Regions from separate parts of the Homo sapiens genome. Here region 1 is linked to region 2. A link is a loop called in an ENCODE intact Hi-C map of the cell type or tissue named here. Cell type or tissue: PC-3. All regions are shown on one strand. Links, peaks and the distances in the headings refer to the core of each region. The heading gives the core; the rest is flanking DNA. Region 1 has its middle 28 kb from the start of HLX-AS1. Region 2 has its middle 110 kb from the start of HLX-AS1.

Region 1 (12,551 bases), core at 3,781-8,780, 81 kb before region 2:
TAGAGTTTATCCCTCTCCAAGGATGTATTTTCCTGTAACTTTTCCTATAGGTGGATTTTGAAATGGAGACTATTAAATAAATACAACAGCCATACTGCATATGATGCTTTCAGATGCAAGTAAAAGAAAACCCAACTGAAGATGGCCTACCCAATACAGAAAATTATTGTATTGTATGATTGAAAAAAATGAAGTGGTGGAGTAAGTTTCATGCATGGTTGGATCGAAGTTCTGTCTGTTTTCTGTGGGGTTCTTACCCCTGCAATGTTCTCTGCATCTATTTTATTCTCAGCCTGGCCTCCTTCCTGGTGTCAAGGTCTCACTCCTGTGCATACTATACCATCTAGAATAAAAAGCTGACTGTAAACCTGGAATATCTAGAAAAAGGCCCAATTGGATTGGTGTAGTTCACTACTTTTCCTTGCTGCAGTCATTACAGGCAGGGGAATAAAACACCTCGATTGCCTTAATCTCAGTTGCCTGTTCACTCCTGACCACAGAAATCCCTGGAAGGACATTGGGAGCTTATCTAGAAAGGAGAACAGGGAATGGAAACCGAAGATGCAATGCAGGAGTCCACTACAGTATGTATCTTCATTTAGAGCACAGTTAAGGTGTAATTTTATTTTTCATGATTAGATCACTTACTTTTGTCACCTTATCATGAAGCTGTATGCTGCATGGGCACTGGAGACAGTGCTTGACCACAGCTGGAAGAGCACACAATTGGAGACATCTTTCTAGTCCTGAGATGATGGCTTTTTTCACATCATTAACACTATTGCTCTTGTGAACAACCCCCATGTTTTTTTCTTATCTTACACAATTTGTGACTCATCTAATTCATCTTGGATATTTGTTCCAGATTCTTACTGCTTCCCTAGTAGGTTCTGATTTGACAAGTCTTGGATGAGGTGATGACTGGATATTTCGATGTTTGGCAAGGTATTCAGGTGATTCCTATTATCAAGCCAGTTTAGGAAATAGTAAACTCTAATTGATCATGCTTTTTAGTGCTGGCTGCTAGGGAACTTAGAGTGGAAGCTGCAGGCTAATTCTTGAAAAGTGTTCAGGCCTGTATGGCATGAATTATGGATACTAATAATTGTTTTGGCTTCCTATTTTTTTATCTTTATTTTCTTTTTCTTCTGCATTTTCTCATTAGGCACAATTTTATTGTCTCGTTAAAAAATATGCTATCTTACATTCTTTTTGGAAAGAAGTAGAATATCTCAGGATTCCAGCAGAAAACAGAAGACACACTCAGTGAGGATTTTTGAATAGACTCTTTCATAAAGGACTATTTACAGAGGTGTGGGAACCAACAAGAGATGTTGCCATGATCAACAGCAGGCTGGAGAGGTTTATTAGTTTCCTAGGCTGCTGTCACAAATTGACACAGACTTAGTGACTTAAAACAACAGAAATGTATTCGCTTACAGCTTGGGAGACCAGAAATCCAAGGTGAGTTTCCCTGGGTTAAAGTGAAGGTGTTGGCCCGGCTGGTTCCTTCTGGAGGCTCCGATGGAGACTGTTCTTTGCTTTTTCAGCCTCTGGTTGCTGCTGGCATTCCTTCGTTTGTGTTTGTGTCACTACATTCTCTGCTTCTCTGGCACATGGACTCTTCTTCTGCATCCAGTTTTCCTCTGTCTTCCTCTCATAAGCATGCGTGTGGTAGCATTTAGCGTCCACCCAGGCAATCTAGATTAATCTCTCACCTCAAGCTCCTTAACTGAATCACATCTGCAAGTACTTTTTGTCATATAAGGCAACATTCACAGGTGCCAGAGATCAGGAGCTGGCTATCTTTGGGTGCCGTTATTCAGCCTCCCACAGGAGGAATGTTGCTGCTGAATCCTGGAGCTGAGGTTGAGGCAGAGAAGGCACCCAGCTGTGGCTGTGGGTAGAGGGCACAGCCACTGCCATAATGGTGTCCCTTATCACCTTAGGGAGGGAGCAGGAGGAAGAAATATGCTCTTTCCTCAGCCACCTCCCACCACCTGCCCCAATCTCCTGCCGGTGCATCCCATCAGCTAAAGCAGAAGATGAGATCCACTGAAGTCAACCCCCTGGGTACAGCGTAGGTCAGAAAAGAGCAAAGAATGGATCTAAAGGAAAGCCAGTATGCAGATGGGCATAAATACCAGACCACTGTCGAGCTGTGGGCATGATCACAGTCCTGGGCTCTGAGCAGTGTTTCTCAGAGGAGCATCCAGTGCTAGAGTTGGCTGCTCGGTACACAGACACATGCTCCAGAGTTTTCATGGCATCTTGGGTCTGGGCCCTTCCAGTTAGGAGGAGACAGTCTGAGAGATTGGAGGCCGAGTTTCAGTCCAGGTTTTGGGTTTCTCTTTGTTATCCCCAGTGCCCCAGTCTATGGTGGAAAAGGCTATTTTGTTGATGCTAAAGGGAATGAGCAGTAATAAGATCCCAGGCTTTCAGGAAACTACACTCTGAAATCAGCACCACCTCTTTCTGTCAGAAGTTTCCATTCCCAGGAAATTACACTGGGAATGTACACTTCTTCAGGAAGCCCATGCTGTTCTCGAGGCAAGTGGAATTGTGATATCTTGCATGCCATAGCTGCCATCTCCCTATAGAAATTTTAAAAGGGAGCTTGCATCAGCAAGGGACAGGGATCCGACCGTGGTAGTGCTGGTGAGCCCAAGGGCTGCAGGCCCAGTCTCTGTCCCGAAGCTTTGGTCCACTGAGTCCACAGCTTTTCTTCCTCTCTGGCACTTCCTAACATGCACCCCCTCCCTTCCTCTCCTAGGGCCACCTGTCAGCCATGCCTGCAGCCATCAATTCAGCCCTTTATCTCCTCCTCCCCCATATCTCTCCCAGTTGAGACTTGATAGGCCATTCCTGGCAAACCCAGCTGGGATTGACATCAGGTGTTTTGGGAAGTGCCCATGTCCAAATTCCTGCCTTCTAATGATTGCCCTGATTTTTTTAAATAGACATTTGAAACTAAAGACAAAACCAGCTGCTTCTTGAGAGCAAAAAAGCAAAACATAAAAAGAATCTCCCATATAACTCCCTCCCCCTAAAGCTCAAACCAATAAAATGAATCCAGCCAATAATTCAATCTTCCTGCCTTGTTCACTGTGACTAAAGCAGACAGAAGCAGCACAGCAGGGACCCCTCATTGACGAGGAATGTATCATTAGTAATTTTATTAGCTTTAATATAGCCAACAGGGGCTACTGATAGTTTCGGTATTCTTTTCCTGAGGGATTCCCCCCCTCCAAAGGACAAATGCTCTACAGCCCTGACATTTAATTGCCTTTATACTTTAGTGTAGCTTGGTTGAATGAAAAACTTTTCAAAATTCCATCACTGAAAAAGGATTCAACAATTTGTAATATATATAAATTTGCCACTGGTACTTTTCTTTTACAAATTTCTCAGTGCTTAGAAGCATACCTACTATAGTTATTATAATAATTCTGGGCAGGTAGACACTCATTTGTCATGGTTGAAAGCAATTTATTTTCAGTGGGAATGCTTTAAAATGTTTTGTTTGGACAGAAATGGCCATCCATTAATTGGTAATTTAAGCAAGTTACTCAAAGTCAGGCAATTAGGTTAATGAGAAGTTGGCCTTTGAAGTTGAATAGGAGCAGGGATGACCTCACCACTCCTTAAGAAGACATCAAATCAATTTGGTGTAAAAGGTAGAGGGACTGAGTCCCCTCCTCCAGTTTCAAGGAAAGATCATGCACATGCATATTTAGCTCCAAGCATGGAAATTGGATGGTGGGCCCCTCAGGCTTTCTGGCAACCACCCCTCTACTATCGAGGAAGAAGCAACAGCTGCCCCAGCTATATCACAGGGAAAGATGACAGCCTGGATTAGGCCATGCATGGAGGCCAGAAACCGTTGAGGGAGCAACTCCAGAGAGACATGACAGAACCACAGACACATGGAGTGCCCCAAATTGAAGCAGATGGAATTGCTGATAAATGAGTTGAAATGGTAGAGGTCCCTACAGTGGATTTACTTGAGAGCTACTCCATGGAGGGGCAATTTCAGGGGGGCCCCGGCTGCCTTTAGATGTTAATCAGAGGTATTCATATGTTCTGTCATTCACCTTTCAAAGGAAGGTGTCAAATGTCTTGATGAAATGCCTCCCATGCTTACCTAGACACGGGGAATCAGCCACTCTGTTGACAAATGACTCAGGGCGAATCAATAGAATGAGGGTCAGGCTTGGCTAGACTCATGGTCAGAGGGCAAGAGTAATTATGTCATAAGAAGTCTATGGGGCAGAACCCAGCCAAGGCCATGGTCCACTTTTGAAGGTAAAATCTGGAATCAAGGGATTGTTATAAGGGATGGGAGTATAGGAGTGAAGAACTCAAAAGGACCAGACTCTGTTATAGCAGCCAGCTCTTGCCAAATCCACTTATTGCAACAGTCCCACCACCATGTATAGATGCCTGGGTATAGTAAGTAGCAGAACTGCCTAATACCATCAGTGCCTGCAAAATACAAGTGATCTAGCAGTGTGGGAGGTTTTCTGGGAGAAATGGGCCACCTAGGTCATGCTTAGCTGCAGGGAGGGGTAAGCCCTGTGGGGAAACAAATGATGGGTGAGTTCACATTATTAAATAACTGGGCTGAATTTAAGGAGGAGGGAAAAATATTACTGCAGAAACCAGGTTGATTTTGAAGTCTGCTACTGGCAGTTGCCACATGCCTGTGACATCTCTCATGCACCTCAGAATAGACTCTCCCCTCTGGAAGGCACCATCGTGCATCCTCTAGATTTGGGGAGATAGATTTCTTTATGTTGCTGATAGGAGGAGGAAGAAGAAGCTGCTGTGAGGGAGGAGGTATTTACTTTGGCAGGCGGCTGATGCTAGAAATGCCTGGGGCCATGTACAAATAGTTGGCTGGTGCTGCCAGGCCCTCCACTGTGGGTTACTCATCTCTCCCTGCTTTAATCCTTTCCTTTCCTCCAAAAACTGCCCAGTTGACTTCTTTCCCACTCTAGGGCTATCCTGGATGCCTCTTTTAACCTGATGTCACCTGGAACATGTGGAAGTGCCCAATGTGACTATCTAGGGCTCTGGGCTCTGAGTCCTGTGAGGGTTAATCCTTCATGCCTCATTCCTTCATGATTTTCTCTTCTTTTTGTTGGAGTTAGAGAATCAGGGTGAGCTCTCCCTAGAAAACTATTGTGCATGGCCTTGTTTATCTTGGTCAGCCTTGTGTTTGAGGCACCATACCCAGTTCAGTTACCCAGGCTGTTCAACATATGGAAGCATGCTCAGAGTGTGGTGTAAGGTGTGGGATAACTTGGATCCCCATAAACCTATGACAGGTGGAGATATTGTGGCCAAAGTCGGCCCTGCCAAGATGGTGCTAGACTGAACGACAGCACTACTCTGGACCAAAGAAGTGTCAGAGGCAAGCTTCAGGGAGCTGAGGTGGGCACTTCTAGGGGAGCTACCTCCCCTCCTGAGTTGCTTCATTTGTAGGCTACTCAGATTAGGGTTTTTAGGACATCCTGCTAATTTCAGCTTAAATCGTTATGGACCTCTAATGTGCCAGGCACTGTACTAGGTTCTTGGGAAATAGCAACCAACAAGAGAATCATTGTTTCTGCTTTCATGGAACTTAGAGTCAAACCTAGATACAGGTAAGAGGACGACAAATCATAATGCGATGTGGTAATACATGCTAGGACTGTAAGAGAATTACTGAATGCTGCAGGAAGTCAGAGAAGACTTTTTGGAAGATGCCATGTCTCAATTGGGACCTTTAGAATATTTTTCAGGCATAAAGAGAAACATCTTTAAAGATCTGGAAGAAAGAGAGGGCATAGCACATCCCAGAATGTAGAGTAAGGATGCAGAGTAGAGAGCTGGGTTAGAAACTTAACTGCATAATACAACCTCTGATCCCTACCAGCTGGGAAAATCCACTTAGCCATGTACGGAGCTTCTTCCAGGTACTGAGCTCTGAGTTAGGTATTGTCAGGATCCCCAAGATGGGTCAGACAGGACTGCTGTCTTCAATGAGCTCTGCCCATTACCCATATGTCTGAGGAGAAACACATTTCCACCCTTTCTGGAGCTCTACAGGGAGGGACTGCTCTTTGCTAGAATGATCTTACCTGCCTCCAACACCTGTCCATTAAAGCAAGCCCTGAACAAGAGGCCGACATCCACAAGTTAGAGATGTTGTGCTTTGAATACTACCAGCTGGTTGTTGCAACCTCCTAGTGAGTGACTTACACCCAGTCCTCCCTCCTTGTTCTTCTGTGATTAAAGACCCTAAAGGCTTAACAGGCATGGCTGGGCTAAATGTTCCAGTTGACATTATTTGCCACCAGGACCTTCCTCTTTTGCTTCCGACTTTTTTTCCAATTGTGCAGAAAATTGTTCTTCATTCTTTCCAATCTGTCCACATCCTTTTTCCTCCACTTACATTTCAAAATAAGGTGTACCTCTTCCAGGAAGGTTGCCCTTGTTAATTCTACCCATCATCCTGGAGTGGCCAATGGCCTCTATCCCAGAATAATTGTTGTATTTTTTGTATGATGCATTCAGTCATTTGTGTAGTTTCATTTTGCAGTTTCCTCAGTGGAAGTTGTATTTTCACCTTTGCTGCCGCTTATGCAGTTTTGAGACCCGTACACCAGGTGGTGGTAGTTTCCTCATGCTCTGATTGTACATTCTGAATAATTTGCAGAGGAGGAAAATGGAAGGGGTGAGCTAATTTTTAATCAAGTATCTTTCATGTGCCAGGCCTCTGCACAATGTTTGATTTAATCATCAGAAATAATCTATATGAGGCAGATATTGTTTTCATTTTAAAGTTAAGGAAACTAGGTTTTGAGGGGGAAGTAAAGTAACTTCCCCAAACTCACCATCCTTCATGGTGAAGATGGAATTGGTATCAGGTCTGGGCCCTCCAGCTTTGGTTTTAAGACGAATACATGTATGTCTTTTCTATGTGGTTATACAAACAATAATGAAGTCAATCACCATTGCAGAGCAACTGTTCTAACAACACCTCAGGTATAATTTGGTATCTTCTTCACTAATTCTTGAATTGTGATAATCCAAGTATTTGTAGGTGGGCAGAAAAACTGACATGAACAGTCCTTCTTGGAAGAGGAAGAAAAATAAAAGCCTTTAAAGCATCTTATATCCCGAAAGTATGTTTCCCTGCAACCACATTCTCTGTAATTTCTAATTTGCCATTTGCTTTACTTTGAGGAAGGAATTCCCTCTCCCAATGAGTTGAGAGCTGGGAGACTTGGGTTCTAGACCCAAGTAACTGAGTATATTCCTTGAAGTATGTCTCTTCTTTCCTCTGGGTTTCAACTCCCCATTTGTGAAATACGGAGGTTTTAATAACACCATTGCAACCCTCTTCTGTATCTGGTTGATTATTTGGCTGTTGTATGGCCACCACTTAACTCACTCAAAAATATGAAGACATGGCACCACCAGGCACTGCCTCTTCTGGGGTTGGTTCATGTCGTACTTCAATAATCAAAATAATCAAGCTTCCTCTAAAAGAATTTGTTTCACAACTGATGATAATTTTCTGGATATCCTACCCAAGTCCCCCTCCCCCAGTTTTGGCACTTTGTTTCCATGATCAAATTGTGTCACTTCTCTGGTGAATACCTTCTTTGTGTTTTTGGTCATTCTCAGACCAGGGAGAGTATGTATGTATGCATTTGTTCATTCATTCATTCATTCAGTCTTTACAGTTATGTTCTCTATCTTGCAGCAGGAATGTCTGCAATTCTCATTTTTTCCCTGTCATTTGACTATGAGTTCCTATCCTCTGGCTTTTTTGGTAGGGATTCTTGAACATACCAAAGGGGTTAACTGCCTCAATGAAGCATCACACTGGCCATATACCAGCCTCTGTGCCAGGTGCTGTGGGAATTAGATGTGGTTTTTTGCTTTCCAGGGGCTCAGAGCACAGTGGAGAAGAGAGATGAGCAGACAGCTGATCATAGCACACCAGTGAATGCCACAACATGTGGGGGTTGTGTAGTGACTGTGTGCCTCAGGGACACTAGTCAGAGCTGCAGTGAAATCTGCTTGGCCTGTGGAGAAGCAGAAAGGACGACGGTGGCTTCAGGGAGGCGACATGGGCGCTGGGCCTCAGAGGATACGAGGTACTGCTGACCAGGTGGATAAAGTGTGGAATGGCTCTAAGTCACCTGGGGGGTCTGATTAAGGCCTGCGTCTTAGGCTGGGTCTCTATGTCATATGAGTAGACGGGACAAAAATAGATCCGTATTATGAATTTGCTGTATTTTCTGTCAAAAGGAAGGATACTCAAAGTGATGGATGCCTCAAATACTGACTTGATCATTACACATTCTACATATGTAACAAAATGTCACATGTACCCCATTAATATGTAAATATTATTAAAATAAAAAATAGTTATTTTTATGTAAGAAAAATAATCACAACTTCTCTTATTTGAATATCACAACCAATAAACATTCTGCTCCCAGTAATATTTCCTGTCACATTACTTCCTAGTTACTTCACAAAATTGACGCATGCACCTAACAAAGATAGGATGCTAACACAAAAAAACTATATCCTGCATAGATTCTGGTATTCCGTACAGATCATTCTGTACTAAGGTATCAGTCAGAGAAGAAACTTTATTGAGTATGATTCTGAACATGAGCTGTATTTTCAGGTTCCCTTGCTGGTCCTTGGCATAATGTTAAGGAGAAGGGCTTCAGGTGATGAGACACTGGAGACCAATTTGGCAGTTCTGGCTGAGCTATGATCTCCTGCTTGACTTGACTCCTACACAAGGCTTTGTGTCTAACCATGCTCAGCCCTGACCCATTCTGGCTCTCTATGAATGCTGTTCAGCTGGCCCACCCTACTGTAAGAGGAAGGGGCAGGTCTGAGCTCCGCTTTCCTATAGTTGGGGAATAGAGGCAGAGAGAGAGAGTCCAGGAGACCCCTTCAGGGGCATATGCAATGCCAGGGGCTGGGGGCTATGCAGAGACTGGAATTGGCTCTCAGGCTTTCAGTTCCTGGGGCCATAGTACTTGAAAACCATGCAGGTGATGGGACTCACTCAGGTCCATTCTTCCTTCATCTATAATCTTGCATGAAGGCCAAAGTGTGCAGTGAAGCCATTGGTCCTCAGGTGTGGCAGTTATTATTTCCTCCCCTTGACAAGTCACTTAGACACCTTGAGCCTCAGTTTGCTCATTCTCCCCCTTAGAGGGCTCTTGTAGGGTTATACAAAATAGTGTCCATGTAAGCCATTGTGGAGATGGACATTTTCTCAGTTTTATTAACGGAATTTGTTCAAAAAAGTTTATTATTAATACAGTACGACTTCTTTTTATTAGCACTCTATCTTTGTTAGGTGTATGTGTCAATGTTGTAAAGTGACTAGGAAGTAATGTGTTATGACTTGAAATATTATTGGGAGCAGCACATTTCTTGGCTAGTGGTATTCAAATAAGAGAGGTTGTGATTATTTTTCTTACATAAAAATAACCATTTTTATTGATATACAATATTTTACATATTTATGGGGTACATGTGACATTTTGTTACATACGTAGAATGTGTAATGATGAAGTCAGAGTATTTGAGGTGTCTCTCACTTTGAGTATTTACCATTTCTATATGTTGAGAACAATTCAAGTACTCTGTTCTATTTTGAAATATACAATACATTGTTGTTCACTGTAGTCACACTACCCTGCTGTCAAACAATAGATCCTATGCCTTTCATCTAACTGTATGTTCATACCCATACCTCTTTTTGTCCCCCCTCCTATCTACCTTACCCTTCCCTGCCTGTAATATCTATCAAAAATAACAATTTTTGTTTATAAACATAACACATATAATTCACAGAAAACTTTAGAAACTTTAGAATAGACCCCACCAAAAAAATTCTCTGCTTCCATTACCTCATTACCAACTTCCATTTTCATGTGAAGGTGCCTGTGCTATTTCATGACTTGCTTATTTTGCTTGTTCCGTTTACCACTAAGGTGGGGAGCATTTCCCTGTAGCAATATTTGCTGTGTAGCAACACTGAACAGCTATACAATCATTTAACAAACATTTAAAAGTTTATCAAACTTTTAAACTTCTTAATGCTGCAATAAGTATATTTATAGATAAATCTTTGTATTCATCTTAAAAATATTACCTTAGGGTACATTCTGTAAAATAATATTATGGCCCGATAATATTATGGTTTTCTTTTCTTTTTGCTATTTTGTTTGCTGTGAATTTTTATTTTCTGTTTTCTGGTTCTAGCAGGAGCTTATGAATTGCACATGTTTCCAACCTCTCCCAAATGCTTGATATAATAATGAAAAGAAATCTTTCCCAATATGATAGGCAAAAGTGGTGAAGGAGATCTCATTTTAATTTGAATGTCTTTTGTTACCAGTGAGGTTCTATATTTTCATATGTGTATTAATCGTTGGTATTTTTATTTTATTTGAATCAATTTTGAGCTAATGTCTTCTGCACATTTGTGACTGGGGTGTTGTTTCTTTCATGATTTCTTGTAAGATTCCTATATAAATTAAGACATTAACTCTTCATATGCAAATACTTTTTCCAGTGTTATTTCTCCTTTAATTTTGTTTATGTTTTTTTAATATTCAGAAAATGTAACTTTTTATGTAGTCAATATTTCAATTTTTTTCTTTATGATTTCTGCTATACAAAGTTCTTCCGAAGCTGACATTATATAAATATTTATTAATAGGTTCTTCGGATTTTTTAATGAAGTCCAGTAATGATTTACCTTATAATATAGTGAACTGTCATTTATCTGGAATTTATTCTGGTGTGTAGTACTGAATCTTATTTGATATTTTCAGATAGTTATTAGATTATTTCATCACTTATTGAATAATTTATCTTTCTTTTACTGATTTTGAATGTCACCTTTAAGAGATTCTATTTTTAAATAAGAAAAACATCTTCATTGCAGAAGCGCATTACTTTTTCAATGTTATAAAAAACATGTTTTTAGTTGTTGAGATATATGGAAATAGTGAGAACAGTTCTAGGAAGGAAGGAAGAGTAATGGTAGCAGTAATAACAATGTTAACACAGAACCAACTGAAATCTCAGCAAAGACCCAAAATTCTACTTCACTGGTTCTGACAAGTTCATCACGCTAAGGTCTATCTGTTAGAAGTACACATTTAGTTCCTTGTTGCCTTTATTCTAGCAAACATATATTTAGTGACTACTTCTGGACTAAATTCCAGAGGGGTCTGAAACATAAATAAAATATAGTCTCTGTCCTTGAGTTTCTCATCAACTGGTGGGGAAGCATATTATCTCGGAGGGCTTTTACCTCCAGTAAACAAAATGCTCAACTAAAAATGGCTTCAACTAGACGTATGGTGGAATGCAGTTGCTGATGCTAGTTTAGCAGCTTAAAGATAACAGGGCTCTGGGTTGTCATCTCTTGGATGTTTTTGGCCTTCTCTGTCTTTACTGCAAAAAAGTTGCAGCTGCTCTGGTCATCACACCCTCATTAATCCATGATGGAAAGCAGGGGACAATAAGCAATGTGTTGCAGGAAAGTTTCCCCTCATGGTGCTTCCCTCTTATCATAGAGGAAAATCTTTCCAGAAACCCTCTAGCTGACTTCCTCTCTCATCTTATAGATCAGAAATGGGTCATATGCCCATTCTTAGACCAGAAGTTGGGTCCACTTCCAGACACCAGTGCATCTCTGGCCATACTAAATAAAATTCTGGTTCTGTGACTAAGGGGGCTAATGACTTTTGAAGAGGCAAGTAATAGTGTCTGCCACAGAGAGATACACACGTATACAAATCTCTCTCTCTCTCCACAAAAACGTAAAATAAGTACTTACAGAGGGATTCTAATATCTGTTGTGCTTCCTGCTGCCTTAGTACACCTAAACCCTCTGAGTCTCCGTTTTCTCACCTGTAAACTGGAGAAATTAGTAACTTTGCCCAGACACAGGGCTAAATAAGAATCATTTTAGATGAGTGCTTTGTGAATCATAAGGTGTTAAACACTTATTCTTGTTAGTGTCTTAATGTAAACACTGTCCCTTATGGGACAACCTATGTGGTCCTGCTGATCTGTAGTTTGGCATGGTGAATTTGGGCATGGAAATGGGGCAAAGGGCAGGGCTTCAACAGGGCTGGGACCAGGGTCAGTTTAGGCACAAAGCTGGGACATTGGAAAGAGCTGGAAGCTGATCATTACATTTCTGTGCACAAATCCAGAGCCGGATCAGGAACTGGGAAAGTGGTTTTCCTCTCTGGCAATGGTCTGTGTATGGTGGATGTTGACAATGAGGAATGGTGAATTTGCAGGCATTTACTTGATGCTTTCTCTGCTGGGTGTGGGCTTCTGAATAGAAAGCTCCCCAGAGATAGATAGCCTGCTCAAATCCTTCCGCAGGCTGGTGAGGGTAGTGGCAGAGGACTTGCCTCCCCTCAGACAAAGCGCTGTAGCTCAACCTTTAAAAACAACTTGGACAGGAGGAAAAATTGAGTTAGTTGGAATGG
Region 2 (12,551 bases), core at 2,905-7,904:
GGGAAGGGGACAATTTGTGAGAGGCCAGTTTTGATAAGCCTTATGCTGAAATCATTGCTGTTTTCAAACTTAGAATTTTACTTCTTTTAGAGATTGATTTGGCTTCCCTCAATTCTCCTTCCTTTCTTGAGAGAGGAGGAGAGTTGTGCTCTCAGAATCACAGAGGTTTAGAAGCAAAAATATCTTAAATGCCACGCTAAAAACAAAACAAAACCCAAAAACCCACTCAATTGCTAAAGACATAAATGTAAGAAATAAAGATATAATGTAAGAAATATAACATGAAATTTTAAAATAATGTAAAACTGGAGTATATCATGATTTATTTGTAATAGCAAGCAATAATAACTCACAACCCAATAATAGGGGATCATTTAAACAATGGAAACTATGCGGCCATTAAAATGTGGTTGGTTGTAGAAGAATATTTAATGCCATGAGAAAATGTTAACAACATTTGACTCAATGAGAAATGTGGATTTTAACTGCAACATCAAAATATTAACAGATTTATACATGAAGGATGAATTATGGATGCTTTTTTCCTTTTAATTGTGGTAAAAAACACATAATGAAATTTATCATCTTAACAAATGTAAGTATATAGTTCAGTAGCGTTAAGTGCATTCACACTGCTGTGCAACAGATCTCCAGAACTTTTTCATCTTGCAAAACTGAAACTCTATTAACTGTTGAATAGCAATTCCCTATTCCCCCTCCTCCCAGCCCTTGGCAACCACTGTTTTACTTTCTGTTCCTATGAATTTCACTACTTTAGATACCTTGTACAAGGGAAATCACACAATATTTACCTTTTTGTGAGAGGCTTATTTCACTTAGCATAATGTCCTCAAGTTTCATTCATGTTGTAGCAAGTGAGAAGGTTTCCTTCCTTTTTAGGGCTGAATAATATTCCCTTGTATTTCGTCTGTTGATAGACACTTGGGCTTCTTTTATTTCTTGGCCATCCACTTTTTGGCTGCTATGGGCATGAGTATGAAAATATTTCTTCAAGATTTTGCTTTTAATTCTTCCCATATATTCCTAGAAGTGGGATTGCTAGATCACATGGTATTCTATTTTTTATTTTTGTAGGATCCACTTTTCTATTTTTCATGGCAGTTACTCCATTTTACATTCTCACCAACAGTGCACAAGACTTCCAGTTTCTCTTCATCCTCACCAACACTTGTTTTTTTCTAATAGTAGTTATTTTCTTTTTTGTACTTTGATATATTCCCCATTTATTTTTCATTCTGACTAAGCACTGCTTTTGTAATTAGAAAAACCACAATAAATTTAGTGTAAAAGACATGGTGGAGGAATAAATACTGACTGTGTCTTATTTGCAAGGACTAAATCATTGAGCGTTTCTGGGATGTCATTCACACAAAGGCCTTACCTATTCTCTACCTAGCTGATATTAGGTATTATGTCTAACCGGGTGGCCTGAGAGAAATATTACTGAATGGTATTGACATACTTGTTTGCATGTTAGAAAGCAAAAGAGATAATTTAGATGCTTTCTGTACTTCCACAAAGGAACTAGTTCAACTCAGAAAGTCAAAAATATCAGTTGTTCTAATGAAAAACATCAATTAAACAAAGTATCTTAGAATTTTATAAAACAATGGGCTGATTTATTGAAATTCGAAGAAAATTTATTGAAGTTTGAAGTATTCTCTGTGGCTTCATATAGTGCAATCTCTATTCTTCCAACAATAGTTTGTCAGAATTAGTTCCAGAAATTGCAACCTCATCACGTATTAGTAATAAATCTTCTAATACCACACAGTACCACCAAAACGCTGCCATTTATGAAAAGCCCTATTAAGAGATATGTGCTTTGTATATATCAGCTTGTTTAATCCTGTTTATAAAACAGTTCATTTTTTTTCATAGATGAGACACTGAGGCTCAGAGACACTAAGCAATTTAGCTTTGTGCAGAAATATTAAGGGTTTACTGAACCCATGTCTTTCTATGTAGAAGTGAACTCGGATGTTGGAAAGGACTTCTAATTTATTTTTTTAAATGTGTTATTTTAATGATAGCCTTAAGGGAGAAACTACCCTTGATTTCACCTCTGTGTAAGATCTTGATTTTAAGTCTTCGGCATTTTTAAAGTAAATTGATTTTTCAGTTTGAATATACTGCTTTTAAAAGGAGCAGCTGGGGGATCATTGATGTAGGGTTGATACATTCCAAGAACTTTGAGAAGGCTATTTTAAGATATGTAGATTTTTTCCTTTTCCCAATATTTCAACACCAGAGAATAAAATCTAACCCACAACACTCTATGTATGCAATGCCATTGGATAAATCATTTCAGGTTGCTTAAAGGAGAAATCAGGATGGGGAGAATTCTTTTACTATACTGTTTCCCTTCTTTCCCTGCTTTATTCTGAAGGGATGAGTATCCTCTAAATATGAGATTAAGAGATGAAAATCTTGAGTGTTTTTTGCTGCTCTTTTAATAGCAGCTCTTTCAGTCTATATGTTAGTCAAAAAACCAATCTGTGTTGGGTCCTAGTGAGTGTCTATATTGGTGAGGATTAGTCGAGAAGAATGTGCAGAAGAACAGATACATTTTATTTTATTTACAATTATTATTATTTTTAATTGACACAGAATTGTACACATTTATGGGGTATAATGTGATATTTCAATTCATGTGTATAATGTGCAATGACCAAATAAAGGTAATTAGCAAATCCATCATCTCAAATATTTCTCATTTTTTTGTGTTGAGGACATTCAAAATCCTATGTTCTAGCTAATTAAAAATATACAATAAATTGATGTTAGCTATAGTCAACCCTGCAGTTCTCTAGAATGCTAGAAATTATTCCTCCTATCTGGCTGTAATTGTAATAGGATGGCTGTAACCAACCTCTCCCTATCCCCTCTACCCTCTACCTTTCTCAGACTCTAATAACTAGTACTCTACTTTCCACTTCTAAAAGATTAAACTTTTTAGCTTCCACATATGAGTAAGAATATTTGGTATATATTTTTCTGTGTCTGGCTTATTTCACCTAACATAATATCCTCCAGGCTCATTCATGTTACTGTGAATGAAAGGATTCCAGTCTCTTTTAATGGCTGAATAGTATTCCATTGTGTATATATACACCACATTTTCTTTATCCATTCTTCTGTTGATGGACTTTAGTTTGATTCCATATCTACCCTATAGTGAGTAATGCTACAATAAACATGGAGTACAGATATCTTTTTGACATATAGATTTCTTTCCTTTGGATGTATCCTCAGTAGTGGTATTGCTGGATTGTATAGTGGTTTTATTTTTAGTTTTTTAAGGAACCTCCCTACTGTTTTCTATAATGGCTGTATGAACTTGCATTTCTACCAACAGAGTTTCTCTTTTTCTACATTATTCTAACTGGGGTGAAATGGTGTCTCATTGTGGTTTTGATTTGCATTTACCTAAGGACTAGTGATGTTAAGCATTTTTTCATGTACTTGTTGACCAGTTGTGTGTTTTCTTTTGAGAGCTGTCTATTCAGATCATCTGCCCCTTTTAAAATTGGATGATGATGATGATTATTTGTTGTTGAGTTGTTTGAGTTCCTTGTATATTCTGGATCTTAATCCCTTGTCAGGTAAATAGTTTGCGAATTTTTTCCCATTCTACAGGTTGTCTCTTCACTCTGTTCATTGTTCCCTTTGCTGTGCAGAAGATTTTTAGTTTGATACCATCTTATTTATCTATTTTTGCTTTTGTTGACTGTGCTTTTGAGGTCTTATCTATAAAATCTTTTCCCAGACCAATGGCCTGAAGTATTTTCCCTGTTTCCTTCTAGTAGTTTCACAGTTTCCAATCTTACACTTAATTCTTTAATCCATTTGAGTTGATTTTTGTAATGGTGAGAGATAGGGGTCTAGTTTCATTCTTCTGCATATGAATATCAAATTTTTCCAGCTCCATTTATTGAAGACTGTCCTTTCTCCAGTGAGTGTTTTTGAAATCTTTGTTGAAAATCAGTTGGCTGTAAATATGAGGATTTATATCTGGGTTCTCTATAATGTTCCATTAGTCTATGTGTCTGTTTTTAAACCAGTACCATGCTATTTTGTTTACCATACTGTTTTGTAAATATTCTGCTTTGTAGTATATTTTAAAATCAGGCAGTGTGCTGTCTCTAGTACTGTTTTGTTGTTCAGAATTGCTTTGAATAGTTGGGGTCATCTGTGGTTCTATACAAATTTTAGGATTGTTTTTTTCTGTGAAGAATGCCATTGATATTTTGATAAAGATCATGTTGAATCTATAGATTGCTCTGGGTAGTATGATAATGTTAACAATATCAGTTCTTCCAGTTTATGAGCATTAGATGTCTCTCTATTTTTTTGTGCTCTCTTCAATTTTTTCATCAGTATTTAATAGTTTTCCTTGTAGAGATCTTTCACTTCTCTGGCTAAATTTATTTCTAGATATTTTATTTTATTTTTTTGTAGCTCTTATAAATGGGATTGCTTCTTGATTTATTTGTCAGTTTGTTTGTTCTTGATGTATAGAAACATTACTGACATTTGTATGTTGATTTTATATCCTGTACTTTTACTGAATTTGTTTACCATTTCTAAGAGTTTTTTGGTGTAGCCTTTAGGTTTTTCTCTATATAAGATCATGTTGTCTGCAAACGGACAATTTCACTTCCTCCTTTCCAATTTTGATGCGCTTTATTTTTTTATCTTGCCTGATTGCTCTAGCTAGGACTTTCTGATAGATCCCACTTGATCCTGAAGTATAATCTTTTTGATGTGCTACTGGATTTTGTTTGTTAGTATTTTGTGGAGCATTTTTGTATCTATGTTCATCAGGGATATTGGCTTATAGTTTTCTTTTTTTGTTGTTGTGTCCTTATCTGGTTTTTGTATCATGGTAATGCTGGCCTCATAGAATGAATTTGAAAGAATTCCCTCCCTTCAATGTTTTGGAACAGTTTGAGAAAAATTGGTATTAGTTTTGCTTTAAAATTTGGTAGAATTCAGCAGTGAGGCCACCTGGTCCTGTAGCTTACTTTGCTGAAAATTTTTATTATTGATTTAATCTCATTACTTGTTATTGGTCTGTTCAAGTTTTATATTTCTTCTTGGTTCAAGCTTGGTAGGTTGTAAGTGTCCAGGAATCGATCCATTTCCAATTTGTTAGAACCAATAGGTTTTCCAATTTGTTGGCATATAGTTGTTCATGATAGACTTTCACGATCCCTTGAGTTTCTGTGTTATCAGTTGTAATGTCCTCTTTCTTCATTTCTGATTGTATTTGGGTATTTTCTCTTTTTTTCTCAGTCTAGTTAATGACTTGTCAATTTTGTTTATCTTTTCAAAAAACCAATTTTTAATTTTGCTAATCTTTTGTATTTTTTGGTCTCAATTTCATTTATTTTTGCTCTGATCTTTATTATTTGTTTCCTTCTAATTTTAGATTTGGTTTATTCTTGCTTTTCTAGTTCCTTGAAGTGCATTGTTAGGTTGTTTACTTGCAATCTTCCTACTTTTCTGATGTAGGAAAACGTTTTTCTGATGTTTTATTGCTATAAACCTCTTGTAGGCAGCATATAGTTGGGTCTTTTTCATTATCCATTCAGCCGGTCTAAGTCTTTTAATTGTAGAATTTAATCTTCTTACATTCAAGGCTATTATTGACAGGTGAGGACTTACTCTTGTGATTTTGTTAATTGCTTTCTGGTTGCTTTGTATATTCTTTGTTCCTTCTTTTCTCCATTATTGTTTATCTCTGTGGTTTGGTGGTTTTTCATAGTGATAAGGTTGGATATCTTTAGATATACTTTTAATCAAATTGAAATAACAGGACATAGGCAGGAATATTATTTTTACTATTGAAAAGATACAAGCAAGAACAGATCATTACAACAGGGCAACATCTGTTCAGGGATGCATTGCTTATGCTGTAATCAGGGAACTGAAATATTGTTTCTTTATCTCATTTTATTCTCACTCTCCCCCTCTGCTGGGTATTACTATTATCTCCATTTAACTGCTGAGGAAACTCAGGCTGAGAGGTTAAGTGACTCATTCAAGGTCACCCAGCTGAGATGTGCCAGAATTGATGAGCCTATGACTGTAAAAATCCTGAACCTGTGTTTTTAACTAGGACATTTTTCTGTCTTAGATGTGACAGTCTCCTATGAGATGAGCTTATGCAGTTCTAAGATGCTGGTGGGATGAGAAGAGACCTTGAATGTGAGGGTTAAGCTCCAATTAGATATTTGTGCTGAAGTTTGTGGACCAGAGACCTTGTGATCCTGCACTTACCTCAGAGATAAGCTCTCTGTTCTCTCTGTCCCCAGTGGGAAGAGAAAAGGGGGTGACAAAGGGGATGGGGATGACTTTAGATTGTTAGGTGAATGAGCCAGTGCAGCCCCAGGGCAGAGAAAGCAGAGTGTAAGAGGAAGGCTAGTTAAGGCAGTGATACTTTATGGCTTACTAATGAATTCCATTTTATAGCCCAACTCCCTTAAGTTGTCTCTTCCTGTGATTAATTCTTGTTCTCTTTGTCCCCTTTAAGCAGACGGTTGTTGATAGGGAGTGTTCAGTGTTGAATGAGTAAAATGTACTAATGCATGTTTTCTTCAACCAGAGATAACCTTGCTTTAAACATGATGAATGTAACTTTTACAAGGGAAGATATCATCAGGAAAAGAGGGCTTGCGGCTTATGCATTGGACACTCAGGTATAAGCTCATTGCCTAGCAGCATTTCAATCTCAATCTCCCTCTCTTTCTCTCCTGACCATTTTGAATCACTTAATCTTTCTGTCAGTGTCCCTAAAATGAAGTGATTCACTGATGTAAATAAGCCAACTGACTGCTTTGTCCTGGATTTAATCAACAAGTTTTTTTTTCTCAAAAATATTTCACGCCTTTTTCTTCCCAAGTTAACGTTGAGACAAAGAAGCAGGGTTTTCCGGGAAAACTGTAGAGCTTAAAAGTCATTAAGAGTCATTAAATTACACAGGATTAGAAGTGACCTGTGTAATTTTTGAGGATCAGAGGACTTTGGTTCTCCTTATGTGTGCTTGTGCACAGACTCGCACAGACTTGGAGAGAGAATAGAGAGGTTGTTCTGGTTAGGATTATACACTTAGTAATTCAACCCAAACTGTCTCAATACCAGACTTCTTAGTTTTGGCGCAAGCCATCAAAATATACAAAGTAAAACCACCAGTCACTATCATTTATAGTCATATATTTATAGGGGTGTGTTCAGTATTGAGAAAGTTCTAGATAAGGTGAGAAGGCTGACCCCTTTGCTGGGACTCAGAAGAGAGGCACACACAATGTCGATGTCCATTTGAAAATAGAGGAAAAAAAAAAGAAAAGCTATTTTTGCATGAACAAATTATTTGCACATCTAGGTTCTTCCAGCTCTTGCAAAGGATCTCTTCCACGCTGGCAGGAAAAGACTTTAGCTTAAAGAGGGGGGAAAAAAATCTCTCTCCCAGAACTGATAACCAAATAAAATACTGTTATATTTTCTGTCTAATAAGCACAAGAAGTTCCATAACTCCCTTGATTAAGCATATTATCCTTCTTCAGAAAGTCAGCATGATTTATGCAAAAAGTGATTTGGACATACTTTCTCCGGCCATGGAGATTTCATAATTCCTGGTGTATGTCTGGAAAATCTCCCCTCGTCGTGAGTCCAAACCAAATTAATGTCTTCCAGAATGACCTGAGGAATTAATGAGGTTTTTGCTGTCAGTTTTACCCATCCAGGGTCAAGTAAATCATTTGCTGGCTCTCGGGGCGCTGTTTGTCTGCTGCCTCTCTGACTCCACGTTCAATGATAACAACGTTGCAGATGCCTTTGAAATACGGCATCACCGACACTCTCCGTCCATCTGCTGGGACATATTTTAGGCTCTGCTTCTCTTTCTGCTGTAAACTCGGCCTTTAATGGAGTCAGTAATTGCTGATAAATGGGGTATCAATGAAGTCAGTGCACTGGAGGTTTCCCCATTCTTTTCTGCTGATGTTTGCTATTTAAATCTCCTCTGACGTTACTGAAAATTATTGTGTGCCCAGCTCTTTAATTCCCCTACTGGTGTTCTTGGCTGAAGACTTGAGTTATTTTTTCCCTTCTTCTTTTTGGACAAACTAAAGCTGGTTGGGAAGAGGCTTTCCTGGGGAGCCTTTTGTTCTTCCTACCAGAAGCAGCTCTCAAACCTGCTGTCAGATCACGTGCAGAGAACTGGTTGGAGTCTTTTGGCTTTTTCTGCCCCTCTTCCACCATCCACATGCCGGGACCAGCTCCTTGGTAAACCTAAACTACGAGATCATTTGAAGGTTTCAGAAGTTTGACTTACCTTGTTTTTCTTTACTAAAGGTCTAGAGCTTTAGTGTTTGTAGATAAACTCATCACTGTTTTTTGCCTTTGTTTCTTTAGCTGTTTACAAATGAAGATTTAAAGTAAAAGCAAAGATTGTCTCCCTCCATCCTGTTCTCCTCATTTCTTTAATTTTGCATTTTGCATGAATACGTGATCGAGCTGCAGGTGCTGATGAGGCAACCCTGAGAGGGCAAGTGGTGTCTCATGTGGATCCTTAGCTACGTGTCCTGAGGAACCAGAGCTTGCTGCTTCCCACTTACCCTTTCAAAAATAGGAAAACCTGCGAACACTACCCACCAACCCCTGAGTTTCTGCTACCAGCCTGCCATAGGGATGTAAACATGCTCTAGTGAGTCATAAAAGGCTGAAGTTTAGTCTGAGTCTCCTTGACCTCCCACAGCCTCGGTTTTCTGAGCTATAAAATGGGGATGACCAGAGGTGCCTTACTTACCACATGGGATTTGGAAATGCTGCTTCTGTTGCTTGCTGACATTTTTGGGCACTTATGTAAGTATGAAGCTAAGCACCTTTGCTGTTTTATTTCATTTAGCCTTTACAATAATTCTATAAGGTGAGTACTATTTAATATCATTTTACTGGCAAGAAAATAGAGACAGCCATAAAATAATAAGTTTTTTACATTTTATAGTTTTACTGTTTTTGAAAACACTTTCACATATGTTATTTCACCTTTCTCTTTCAAAAACATTGTTAGATCTTCATTATTTCCTTCCTTCTCCCTTCCCTTCCCTTCCCTTCCCTCCCCTCCCCTCCCCTCCTCTTCTTCCCTTCCCTCCCCTCCCCTCCCCTCCTCTTCTTCCTTTCCCCTTCCTTGACAAGGTCTCACTCTGTTGCACCCCAGGCTGGAGTGCAAGTGGCACCGCAGGCTCCTGAGCAACTGGGGACCACAGGCATGTGCCACCACACCCAGCTAATTAAAACTTTTTTTTGGAGTGCAGTAGCTTGAGCTAGGCTCACTGTAATCTCTGCCTCTTGGGTTCAAGTGAGTCTCCTGCCTTAGCCTCTCGAGCAGCTGGGATTACAGGCACATGCCATCATGCCCAGCTAATTTTTGTATTTTTAGTAGAGATGGGGTTTCACCATGTTGGCCAGGCTGGTGTCGAACTCCTGGCCTCAAGTGATCCACCTGCCTCAGCCTCTCAAAGAGCTGAGACTACAGGCATGAGCCATGATGCTCAGCCTTATGTTTCTTTAACTGGGGTTTAGAGAGAGGCTGAGAAGCTTTCTCAAAATCACAAAAACCAGGAAGGGCAGTGTTGCTACTTGAAAGAGAATAGTAACTGCAAATATGCTTTTAAAAAATAGCCAGGTTAATAATATACTTAGATGTCTGCTTGTCTTTGGTCTGATATGATTTGTTAACAGACTACTGGAAAACAGCCTTATCATCTCATATATGAAATTAGACCCTTAAACAGATAGAAAACTATAAATTTTAATGTTATTAGTGAGCAAGTGATACATAAGTTAGGAAGGAGAAGATGTGGAAGAAAATAGTGACTTCAGTGAGGAACTTTAGGAAAGCTGGTAAAACTTGGGTCAGAAGTTGTGAGGACGCCCTGATGAACAATTTTGATAAAACTGAAAATGTCAGGTGAGCTAAATCTCTGCAATGTTTCTCATCTATTTTTGATTTTGTTCAGCTGGGAAATAACCTCAGAAGTTTTTCTTCAGTGGTTTGTTTTTCATTTGCTGGAAGTGGGTGTATGGTATACATAGCTATTTCAACTTAAAACAAAAAGTACAAGGAAGATGAGAATTAACTCCAGGACACAAAATTGGAAGAGGTTCCCTTTGAACGGTAAAGATTTGCTTCTTCATTTTTCTAGGTCCCCCGTCTTTACCACCCGCAATGCACACTTAAGTCCTGGGTGCTTCCCCATTGCAAAGGGCCAACTGGAAAATGTGTGTGGGCCTGTGGATGTGGTGGGGAGAAGGCAGGTGGAGAAAGAGAGAATGAGATTATTTGGCTAGGAACAAGTATAGTAAGAGTATAGTTTAAATAGGAGCCTCAGAAATAATCCCCCCAACCCCTGGCTATTTTCTTTTGTCTCCATAGTTTTGCCTTTGAACCAGTATGCAGCCTTTTCAGATTAACTTATTTCACTTAGCAATGTGGATTTAAGTTTCTTCTATGTCTTTTCATGGCTTGCTAGCTCTTTTGTTTAGCACTGAATAGTATGCTATTGCTTCACCTACTAAAGGACATCTTAGTTGCTTCCAAGTTTTGTTGATTATGAATAAAGCTGCTATACACACCTGTGTGCAGGTTTTTGTGTGAACATGACTGTGATATTTTAAGGTCATACCTATTGAGGTATAATTTATATACAGTAATATTCACTCTTTTTAGTGTGGAATTCTAAAAGTTTTTTTTTTTTTTTTTATTTGAGAAATCTCTATTAATTCTCCTTTTCATATTTTTTCTTTTTTTTTAATTTTTTTTTTTATTATACTTTAAGTTTTAGGGTACATGTGCACATTGTGCAGGTTAGTTACATATGTATACATGTGCCATGCTGGTGCGCTGCACCCACTAACGTGTCATCTAGCATTAGGTATATCTCCCAATGCTATCCCTCCCCCATCCCCCGACCCCACCACAGTCCCCAGAGTGTGATATTCCCCTTCCTGTGTCCATGTGATCTCATTGTTCAATTCCCACCTATGCGTGAGAATATGCGTTGTTTGGTTTTTTGTTCTTGTGATAGTTTACTTTAAAGATAGTCTACTTTAAAGTTCATATGGAACCAAAAAAGAGCCCGCATCACCAAGTCAATCCTAAGCCAAAAGAACAAAGCTGGAGGCATCACACTACCTGACTTCAAACTATACTACAAGGCTACAGTAACCAAAACAGCATGGTACTGGTACCAAAACAGAGATATAGATCAATGGAACAGAACAGAGCCCTCAGAAATAATGCCGCATATCTACAACTATCTGATCTTTGACAAACCTGAGAAAAACAAGCAATGGGGAAAGGATTCCCTATTTAATAAATGGTGCTGGGAAAACTGGCTAGCCATATGTAGAAAGCTGAAACTGGATCCCTTCCTTACACCTTATACAAAAATCAATTCAAGATGGATTAAAGATTTAAACGTTAGACCTAAAACCATAAAAACCCTAGAAGAAAACCTAGGCATTACCATTCAGGACATAGGCGTGGGCAAGGACTTCATGTCCAAAACACCAAAAGCAATGGCAACAAAAGCCAAAATTGACAAATGGGATCTAATTAAACTAAAGAGCTTCTGCACAGCAAAAGAAACTACCATCAGAGTGAACAGGCAACCTACAACATGGGAGAAAATTTTCGCAACCTACTCATCTGACAAAGGGCTAATATCCAGAATCTACAATGAACTCAAACAAATTTACAAGAAAAAAACAAACAACCCCATCAAAAAGTGGGCGAAGGACATGAACAGACACTTCTCAAAAGAAGACATTTATGCAGCCAAAAAACACATGAAAAAATGCTCATCATCACTGGCCATCAGAGAAATGCAAATCAAAACCACTATGAGATATCATCTCACACCAGTTAGAATGGCAATCATTAAAAAGTCAGGAAACAACAGGTGCTGGAGAGGATGTGGAGAAATAGGAACACTTTTACACTGTTGGTGGGACTGTCAACTAGTTCAACCATTGTGGAAGTCAGTGTGGCGATTCCTCAGGGATCTAGAACTAGAAATACCATTTGACCCAGCCATCCCATTACTGGGTATATACCCAAAGGACTATAAATCATGCTGCTATAAAGACACATGCACACGTATGTTTATTGCGGCATTATTCACAATAGCAAAGACTTGGAACCAACCCAAATGTCCAACAATGATAGACTGGATTAAGAAAATGTGGCACATATACACCATGGAATACTATGCAGCCATAAAAAATGATGAGTTCATGTCCTTTGTAGGGACATGGATGAAATTGGAAACCATCATTCTCAGTAAACTATCGTAAGAATTCTAAAAGTTTTGACGATTACGTCTAATCATGCAGTCAACACCACAATGAAGACAGAGAACAGTTCCCTCACTTCCCTACATTTTCTTCTATTACATTTTAGTTCATCCCTCTCCCCACCCCAGCCTTTGACAATCACAAGCTTATTTTCTGTCTGTATACTT

The links. Peaks named below come from ENCODE experiments on the same cell type or tissue, not always from the same donor. Only the 100,000 strongest peaks of a DNase experiment are listed, where the experiment ranks them.
Region 1: a loop joins it to region 2, with 4 times the contacts of the local background. A loop is called at or near these places in 8 of 110 quality-filtered maps.

What each region holds. Positions count from the first base shown.
Region 1 is chr1:220,902,261-220,914,811 of GRCh38, forward strand. No RefSeq gene overlaps it. Among named protein-coding and RNA genes, the nearest start is that of HLX-AS1, 28 kb to the left of the region's middle. In PC-3, for the core only: CTCF peaks have their summits at 6,647 (motif pointing right) and 6,854; DNase peaks (open chromatin) are centred at 4,191 and 4,881; H3K27ac peaks cover 1,433 bases.
Region 2 is chr1:220,984,566-220,997,116 of GRCh38, forward strand. No RefSeq gene overlaps it. Among named protein-coding and RNA genes, the nearest start is that of HLX-AS1, 110 kb to the left of the region's middle. In PC-3, for the core only: a CTCF peak has its summit at 6,004; DNase peaks (open chromatin) are centred at 6,056 and 6,566; H3K27ac peaks cover 1,069 bases.